Regions from separate parts of the Homo sapiens genome. Here all the other regions are linked to region 3. Evidence: chromatin contacts called from ENCODE Hi-C or POLR2A ChIA-PET data. All regions are on one chromosome and are shown on one strand. Each heading gives the region's core, a stretch centred on a gene start or an enhancer-like site at or near the end of the contact. The rest is flanking DNA. Distances are from core to core; before and after follow the strand shown.

Region 1 (3,116 bases), core at 345-2,844, 150 kb after region 3:
AATACAATATTATTTTTTCTCGTTTTCTTTTGCTTTTGAGACAGAGTTTTGCTCTTGTCACCCAGGCTGGAGTGCAGTGGCGCAATCTCAGTTCACTGTAACCTCCACCTCCCAGGTTCAAGTGATTCTCCTGCCTCAGCCTCCCGAGTAGCTGGGATTACAGGCCCCATGCCCGGCTAATTTTTGTATTTATAGTAGAGATGGGGTTTCGCCATGTTAGCCAGGCTGGTCTGGAACTACTGACCTCAGGTGATACACCTGCCTCGGCCTCCCAAAGTGCTGGGATTACAGGCATGAGCCACCACGCCTGGCCACAATACAATATTATTTAGCCTTAAAAAGGAAGGAAATTCTAACACATGCTACAATATGAGATGAGCTTGAAGACATTATGCTAAGTGAAATAAGTCAGTCACAAAAGTGACAAATACTGTATGGTTCCACTTATATAAAGTACCTAGAGTAGGCAAGGTGTGGTGTCTCATGTCTGTAATCCTCTCACTTTGGGAGGCTGAGGTGGATGCATCACCTGAGGTCAGGAGTTCGAGACCAGCCTGGCCAACATGGTGAAACCCCGTCCCTACTGAAAACACAAAAATTAGCCTGGCGTGGTGGCAGATGCCTATAATCCCAGCTACTTGGGACACTGAGGCAGGATAATCGGTTGAACCCAGGAGGCGGAAGTTGCAGTGAACCGAGATGGCTCCATTGTACTCCATCCTGGGCAATAAGAGCGAAACTCTGTCTCAAAAAAATAAATAAATAAAAAATAAAAAAAATAAAGTACCTAGAGTAGTCAAACCCATGGAGACAGAAAGTAAAGGGTGGTTGCCAGAGGCTGGGGGAAGATGGTAAACAGGAGTTATTGTGCAATGGGTATAGAGTTTCAGTCTTGCAAGCTAAAAAGAGCTCTGTGAGCCTGGCACTGTGGTTCCCTAATCCCAGCACTTTGGGAGGGTAAGGTGAGAGAATTGCTTGAGCTCAGGAGTTCGAGATCAACCTGGGCAATAGAGCAAGACCTCACCTCTACTAAATCCCACCCTCCCCATAAAAAAATCCCCAAAACTGGCCAGGCGTGGGGGCATGAACCTGTAGTCCCAGCTACTTGAGAGGCTGCAGCAGGAGGATCGTTTGATCCCAGGAGATCAAGGCTGCAGTGAATTATGATCATGCCACTGCACTCCAACCTGGGGGGCAAAGCAACAGCCTTTCTCAAAAAAGAAAAAAAGGAAAAGAGAAACAAAAGGAGTTTTATGAATGGTGGTGATGATCACACAGCAATGTGAATGCACTTAATGTCATTAAACTGTACTCTTAAAGGTAGTTTTACCACAATTTTTAGAAAAAGTAAAGAGAGGTCAGCAGATTCAGATGCAGCTGAAAGGTCGGGGATAGGGAGGACTGAAAATATCCCTTGTGTTTAGCGTCATAGAGATTGCTGGTGACAAGTGTGAGCAGGATCCTGCCTACATTCTGGGTGACTTCAATCAATATTCACATGCAAATATTTATGCATATTTTCTGGCTCATAACTGACTTTCAGTAAAAGTGAGTCATGACAGATTCAGGCTGTCTGTGGTCCATGGCTAACCTCTTCCTCCTGTCCCTGCCTTCACTTGATGCATTTCATTCTCCCTGGCGTACTCCTGGCTCCTATGCACATTTCAACATTTTCTCCATAAATCTTAACAGGCCTTAAATGTCCTGTTTTCCCTAGTAGGGTGCTGATTCCTCTTTTCTGCCAACCCACCTCTCTCCGTTGCTTCCAAACAGGCACTAAATACTTCCCCCCTCCAAGGCCTTTTCCTAGATTAATTCCATTTGGCTTCAAAAATTCTTACCATTATCTTCATCTCTTTTATCCTAATAATTTTTTTCTCATAAAGATCTTTTTTTTCTTTTGAGATGGAGTCTCACTCTGTCACCCAGGCTGGAATGCAGTGACACGATCCCGGCTCATCGCAACCTCCACCTCCCGTGTTCCAGAGATTCTCCTGTCTTAGCCTCCCGAGTAGCTGGGATTACAGGCACCCGCCACCATGCCCAACTAATTATTTTTTGTATTTTTAGTAGAGACAAGTTTTCACCATGTTGGCCAGGCTGGTCTGGAACTCCTGACCTCAGGTGATCCACTCGCCTCAGCCTCCCAAAGTACTGGGATTACAGGCATGAGCCACCACGCCCAGCCATAAAGATCTTAAAATAGTATTTATCACTCATTCAATAATTACTTAAGGAATTTAACATTCCATAAACATGAATAAAGCCACTACTACATACCAGGTATTGTGACAGTTACTAGAGATACACTTCTTGCCCTCAAACAGCTTATAGTCCAGTAGGGAAAAATGTATCTTCTGTACCTTGTACACAGACATTTTTGTCTTGAGGTTAAATTTAAAAATACAAATGGCAAAGAAAAAATCTCTCTCTAGAGAAAGATTTACAACTATTTCGGGAGACAATATAGCATTACAGTTTCAGTAGGAACTCCTTTTCCTTGCTGATAAATTTAGTATAAACTGGCCAGGCATGGTGGCTCATGCCTGTAATCCCAAAACTTTGGGAGGCTGAGACAGACAGATCACCTAAGGTCAGGAGTTCAAGACCAGCCTGGCCAACATGGCAAATCCTGTCTCTACTAAAAATACAAGAATTAGCCGGGCGTGATGGCAGGCGCCTGTAATCCCAGCTACTAGGGAGGCTGAGGTAGGAGAATTGCTTGAACCCAGGAGGCGGAGGTTACAGTGAGCTGAGATCATGCCATTACACTCCAGCCTGGGTGACGAGAGCAAAACTCCATCTCAAAAACAAAAAAAAAGTATAAACTTACTACTCTGGCCATGTTATATGTCTACAGCATAACTTTTCAACAGAGCTCTTCAGTACTAGTTTTATCAGCTCCCGTAGACATATTCTATGTTCCAGTAAAACTAAATTATGTTCCTATTTCTAAAATGCAACTGATGATTATAAGGCACACCATGAATTAATGAACATTTCAAGGAAAAAATAACACAACCATAGTACGTTCAGATGGTGGTTATAAGACATGTACCAATTACACAAATTTGAAAATGTTAAAATGGAAGGGGGGAGCAGAAGGGTAAAGCGTG
Region 2 (3,272 bases), core at 76-2,575, 170 kb after region 3:
TGCTAATTTACGGGTCCTGGTAATTTTAGAGGCATGGGAAAAGCCTGATTGACACGTACGATCGTTGGATATAACTGTAGATGCATTTAACTTTGCCAAACAAAATAAGAGAAAGATGTCAGCATGCAGCATTTTTAAGGGGGAAAGGATTCATCCCTAAATCCAAAAAGATAATTCCCCGAAGTTCTTAGCACATAATGTGATTTGAAACTTCAAAGCAGCTTCTACTTCCGGGTGTTAACATGGGAAAAAAAATTTATCTCACTTCACAGGACTTTTATGTGGGTTTTTTTTTCTTGTTTATGTTGTCTACATCCGGTCCCTACTCTCTTCTTTCAATCCTCTCATTATCTCCCTCTAGGGGTTTAAGTTTGTTTTAACTTTATGCTTTTATCCTTATTAGTGGAAAAAAGTGGGTCAGTATTACTTTAGTTTGTCTTCACTGCCACTCTGCTGTTCATTCCTGAACTAGCTTTTAGCCTCTGGGAAAGGAGAAAGTAAAAACAGTTGCAGAAACTGGGCCAACCTCTCGCGGCCCGCCTCCCCCAAGAAAACAAAACCTAACCCGTGCAACAGTAGTCCTTTCTGTTTTCATAGCACCTTGTATTTCTCCGCTCATAACGTTCAGATTTTTATGATAGTTATTGATCATCTTTCATCCCAGCTAGACTCTCCGTCCTTAGAGGACTCAGCATATTGCCGGGCACATGATAATATATACAAAACACTGTACTGTAGTTTAAATGAATAGATGCCGTGTGTGTGAGAGACTGCGGCACTAGTACCCACGTACCCACACACAACAAAGGAGAAAAGTTGCAGCCATCAACATCTTTCAGTGTGGGTCCTTTGACATGGACTCTCTAGAAAGTCAGTGGAGAACTGTGGCATGGACACCTTGTACAGTAATTACTTGTATAACTGAAGCACGAGTTTTGGTTTGGTAGCGGGAAGTTGAGGGGCAGGGGGATGTTGGAGGGGCTGAATTATTCACATAATTTCTCCCCCAGTCGCTGCGGACAGGCACTCATTCCGGTGGGGTCCCCTGGCCCCCTCCGCCGCTCCCCCGACGCCCGCATTTCGGAGCGGGCAGTTTCCCGGGGACACCCGCCCCGCCCTGCAGGCCCCGCCCCCGGCCGCCGGCCCCGCCCCCGCCTCCGCCGCCGCCGGCAGGGGTCGCGCTGCCCCCGGCGAGCCGCTCAGGCGGGGGTGGGGTAAGCTCCCGCGGCCGGTCGCTTTTCTCCGCCGCCGCTGGTTGGATCGTTTCAATAAAAGTGTTTTTTCTCTTGCACTCGCTCTCCTCCGGGGAACAGGCGGAGGCGTCAATCCGCAGCCGCCGAGTGTGAAAGCGACGCACACGCAAGGAGCGAACGCGGCCGCCCGCAGTCTCCTGAGCTCCCCGCGGGCCGCCGCAGAGCCGCGGAGAAGGAGCCAGCGCCCGGCCAGACAGTCTCAGCCCGCCGTCGGCGCCCGCCGCGCTCGCGCCCGGCTGCTCCGAGGGGATTAGTGGGCCGTCCGCGCGGCTCGTCGGCGCGGGAGCCATGTTGACCGAGGGACTTGGCAACGCGTGAGACACCCGCGGCCCCTCCCGAGGCTCCGGACCCGCGGCGAGAGCCGGAAGGCGGCTGTGGCGGCGGAGGCCTGCGCTCGGAAGCGCCTCACGTCTGCCGGCCGCTGAGACCCGGACTTGCATCCGGTCGCCGCGGGCGTCCGCGGAGCAGCTTCCCCCCGCGCCTCTCTTCGCCTCGCCTCGGGACCCGCGGTCCCCGCTCTTGCTGGTGAGTTGGCGGCTGGCGTCCGCGCCGCGCTTTCCCCTGGTGTCGGGTCGGCCGCGGGGCCGGGAGGCTGCGTGGGACAGAGGCGGGGGCGGGGGCTACTGGGGGCGCGGGTGGCTCAGGCCCGGTCGGGAAGTTGAGCGAGGAGGCGCGGCGCGGGGGGCTAGCGTGCGCCTGTCACCTCTCCGGTCCAGCGAGGACCTTGGGTCGCCCGGGGATTTCCGGGGCTCGGGTGGGGTGTGAGTGTCTGCGAGCTGCTTCCCAGGAGGCGCCGACAGATATAGACGCCGCCGCCTCCGGTGCTCGCTGCCGCTTTGGTCTGCGGGGGAGGCCGGTCTCCTCGCGAGGCGGAGGAGGGGAAAGAGGCAGAAAGTCCCCCGAGACACAAAGGTCCCCTCGGCGGGGGTGGAGCTGGAGGCGCAGGCGACGCTGCCCGGGAGGGGAAGGAAGGGGCGCGGGTCCGCGGGAGGTGGGCGAGGAGGCGGCGGTCGCGGCGCCTGCAGCTCCTTGGAGACGCTGGCGCTGTGCGCGGGTGGGGAGCGCGGAGGAGGAGGAGGAGCCCGCGCGTGGGAGCGGGTAGAGACAAAGATCAGGGCAGCCTCCTGCTGGCGGGTCACACCCCGGAGTGTTGGTCAAGAGCGGAGGTAGAGGGAAGGTGGGAAACCCAGCAAACCGATGGGGAGGGGAAAATGGGGGGAGGAGGGTGCCTAGTGCTGTCTCCGTCGCAGTTGCTTTTCTCAGCATTTTTGTGCCCGATGCTATGCCCGATGCTTTTGCTCCCCAACTCAGCTGGATAGCTCCAGATTCCCTCCCTCCTGTCACCCCCACACTGCCACATTGACTCTCCTGTGGTTTTTCCCTCGTTCTCCCCCTACTTTTCACCCACTCCTTTTCGGGTAAGCAGTATTTTGCTTTCAGCTTGGGGAACATTTGTTAATGACAGGATGTCTGAGCTTGTTCTGACCCTGAACTGCCTTGAACTTCTCTCTCTTCCTCCCACCCTTTCCTTTTCTGGGATCTATAATGTCACATGGCCGTTAACAATTAGCTTTTCTTTTGCAAAAGTGGCAAAAAGCGTTTAGCTGAAATCTGTGGCTCTCGCCTCCTTTACATGAATATGTCCACCAAAGACACCTCGTTGGTCATGTTCTATCACCTCTTCGTCAAATTGACATCAGGTCCTAACAGGTCACTTTCAAGATACAGAAGAGGCAAATTTTGTTTTGAGACTTGGCCATTCCTAGGGTCAGCAAAGTGTATTCCTGGCAGCCAGACCTTCAGTCACTTATCAGGAAATGCTTGACCTAAAGACAGACAATTCTTTCCCCAAACTTTGCTGTTTCTTTTTTGAGTCTTTGTTGAAAGATTTCTTTTAAAAGGCGTTCGTGTGAGAAGATCACAGCAACAAATCTGGCTTGTTCTGTTTTAGACTTACTTTCTTAACTCTTGGGCAGAAGAAAATGAATGAGATTTGAAGACCTTTGATACCTTGGGTAG
Region 3 (2,962 bases), core at 352-2,851:
TGGAAATTTGGAGACATATCCTTCCTCGGGATTATGTCTGGAGCCTGTAAAATATACCAGCAGCACTGGCCCACTGGCCCTTATAGTCAAGCAGACTGCCTTTGACCTCCATCTCCACTGACCAGCCAGCCTCTCTGGGCTCCAAATTTGATCTCAAAATTTGCCTTGGTAGTTCCTGATTCAGTGAACCAATTGAACACTAGCACCTTCTGACTTAATTCTTGCATCTTCTTTCTGCACATCAATGAATCCAACTGAGGTAAAAAAAACTTTCTGTGTTCTGCCATGGCTATAACATAGACATTTCTCAACTGGGCTGTTGATCAGTATCATCTATGGAGTTTATTTAAAAATCAGAAGGCTCCATTTCTACCCCAAAATAGAAATCTCCAGGAGTGGAGCTTGAACATCTGTATTATTTACAAACACCAAGGATAATTCCAAAGTACAGCAAGAACTGGGAACCACAGATTCAGGTGAGTAAATCTCCTTTTCCCTCCTGCCTTTCTCCCAGTCTCTTTCTAGTCTCTTCAACCTCCAGTCTTCTAGTCCTTCAATGCCTCCTCTAATACTTGCCAGATAAAGTGCAAACTTTTCCAAAGCCCTTTTCATTCTGATCATGACTACATTTTCTAGCCTTATCCCCCTTTCTACTCTTTCTCTCTCTCATACCTACCTCTCTGTTCAACCTAACCTCTGAAACCATAAAAAAAAAAAATCACTCATTCCCTAAAATGCTGTTATTTCACGCCTCAGAATTGCCCACGCATTTCATTCTTTCTGGAGCATCTCACGTCCTCTTCTCTGCTTTAAGATCCACACAAATGTCACCTCCTCTGACATCTTCCAAGATAGCCCATGTATTTAAATAAGCCATTTCCTTCATTACATAGTATCTTTATTTTAGCAGGTATTACATAATATGTTACCTCTGTACTTGCCTGTCCACACCCTCTAAACACTGGTCTTGGCAGGAAGGACAGTGCTTTGTTTATCTCTTTAAGTTCAGTCAATGTGTTTGGAATATAAGACACACAAAATTATGAAAGAAAAGGGTAATCTTTATTACAGTGTCTTTTAAGATGGCATATTTAAAATGTTCTGATTGGCTCTTGATCAATTTTAACTTTAGACCCCTAACTCAGATCCCATGGCCCAATTTGAAATAGGTTAACAGAAGTATTAAAGTTTTAAGTGAATGGTGACAAAAGAAAAGTTTATAACAAAGCCCTTGATTTAGGTAAATCAGATAAATTCCATAACAGAATTCAGGGCAAACCCTAAGGCTAGTTAAAAACTAGAATCCTAATTTAAGGCAGCCAATTCATTGAGCTGCTAATAAGATTTTGTTTATGAGAAAGTGCCTGGGGCTTTTTAAAGGGGTTCTTCAACTAGAAAAAAGGGAAGTAACATCAGAAAATCCCCCAAAAAAAATCAAGAAGGAAAAATTCCCATGAAACCAATACTACTTAGTCATGAGAAAGTGTTATCAATATGGACCTGAATGTTGTCTATAATAGCAGTGCTCTAGAACACCAACCTATTACAATTGCAAAACCTAGATAAACCATTCTCTAATCACAGGTCAAGAAGTAGACTTTCCATGACGTATCAATAATGAAAAATAACTATATCCTCACATCTTATACTACCTACCACAGTGCCTAGCAAATTAGAAAGGTTCAGTAACTTTGAAAAAAGAAATAAGCCTTTACCTATCACGGGGACTCAGCCAAGAAATCTCGATGGAAAGGGACTTGCCCACCAACTCACAATAAAAATAAGCTCTAAGGTGTTCTTTCAATGGTGGTTTCCACTGCAATGTGCCACCAAAACCACAGTATTGAAGTCCAAAGTATTTTTGTCTGAATGTAAATTTCTCTGCGTATAGTTTCCCTTAGAGAAAATGAAACCTGCCTCTCTTCAGAAGTTACTCAATGCTTATGAGGACAGATTGATGTTAAATACATTTGACACAGGCTTGATGCCCACAGTGCAGCAAAACACTAATGGAAAGATGCAATGGAATCTTGAGGGTGTGACTAAGACATATGTAATCAACTATCACAGGACTGGAATGATAAAGTACCATATTTCCTACATATCTGGTAGACCTCCCTGAGGTATATTCTGGGTTCTCAACATTATAATGTACATTGCAGAAAAAGATGAAAAGTAGATTAAGTCATATCCAAGAATCCTGAGAAGGAATATTGCTTAGAATAAAATATACAAGTAATAAGATAAATCTAAGAGAAAATACAGAAAGAAATGTGTAGTCTGATGGAGGAAAATACATATAAAGCACCAAAAAGTAGTTCAAACAGAATGTCTCAGAGTGCTTAAAGTGAAAGAGAAATAATAATAGTTCTGATATGACAAAACTGAATGAAAAGCAGAGTAATCATAATAATAATGGCTAACATTTATTGACTGCTTACTCTGTTCTGAACACTAAGCATTTTATATGCATCATTACTTGAATCTTCCCAAGAATCCCTGTTTCACAGATGAAGAAATTGAATCTTAAGAGAGCATAAATAACTTGACAGGTCATACAGCTAATCACTGGTAGAACCAGAACTCTAATCCAAGATCCTTATACTCCTAACCACTATGCTATCTTGTCTTAATAAACTAAGTTAAAAGAAGTTTGGAAAGGCAACCTGGATTAAGTTTCCTATGCAATACCCTTAAATCACTTAAAAGAGAAAAAAAATCCAAAATGTAGATATGCTAAATATTCTGTTAGCAGTTTGAAGCCTGGGAGTCAAAACATGGCCTCATAAGAGGAGGGGTCAGAATTAGAAGTTGGCTCATTGATTTAAAAAAAAAAAAAAAGAAAAGAAAAAAAGACTTGAGCACACAATTACAAAGAGCTGAGGCTGGGCACAGTGGCTCATGCCTGTAGTCCCAGCACTTTGGGAGACTGAGGAAAGCGGACCCCTTGAACCCAGGATTT

Evidence for each region. Hi-C counts contacts between places; a loop is a spot of excess contacts on that map. ChIA-PET counts read pairs that join two places held with the same protein, here RNA polymerase II (POLR2A). Pooled maps may share reads with other maps.
Region 1: a pooled map shows a loop between it and region 3 (10-fold over the local background). The contact joins two enhancer-like sites. A Hi-C loop is called at or near these places in 8 of 50 pooled maps. POLR2A ChIA-PET finds 5 or more read pairs at or near these places in 3 of 52 experiments (GM12878, activated CD4-positive, alpha-beta T cell and naive thymus-derived CD8-positive, alpha-beta T cell).
Region 2: a loop to region 3 is called in a map with no recorded cell type, with 17 times the contacts of the local background. The contact joins the promoter of CDK17 here to the enhancer-like site in region 3. A Hi-C loop is called at or near these places in 15 of 37 single-sample maps with no recorded cell type and 11 of 50 pooled maps. POLR2A ChIA-PET finds 5 or more read pairs at or near these places in 2 of 52 experiments (GM10248 and GM12878).

Annotation. Positions count from the first base shown.
Region 1 is chr12:96,423,954-96,427,069 of GRCh38, reverse strand. No RefSeq gene overlaps it. Among named protein-coding and RNA genes, the nearest start is that of CDK17, 25 kb to the right of the region's middle. RefSeq lists an enhancer at 1,422-1,521. Within about 2 kb of position 1,594, at least 5 of the 41 ENCODE cell types and tissues checked have a DNase peak (open chromatin) inside an H3K27ac peak, as active enhancers do.
Region 2 is chr12:96,398,492-96,401,763 of GRCh38, reverse strand. It overlaps CDK17 (cyclin dependent kinase 17), which reads left to right and starts at 1,325. Exons shown (of 17, transcript NM_002595.5): 1 at 1,325-1,778. RefSeq lists an enhancer at 342-561 and silencers at 982-1,311, 1,402-1,581, 1,762-1,921.
Region 3 is chr12:96,570,195-96,573,156 of GRCh38, reverse strand. The region is part of intron 19 of CFAP54 (cilia and flagella associated protein 54); the gene reads right to left. Among named protein-coding and RNA genes, the nearest start is that of CFAP54, 82 kb to the right of the region's middle. Within about 2 kb of position 1,601, at least 2 of the 41 ENCODE cell types and tissues checked have a DNase peak (open chromatin) inside an H3K27ac peak, as active enhancers do; they include GM12878, where a contact is called at or near this core.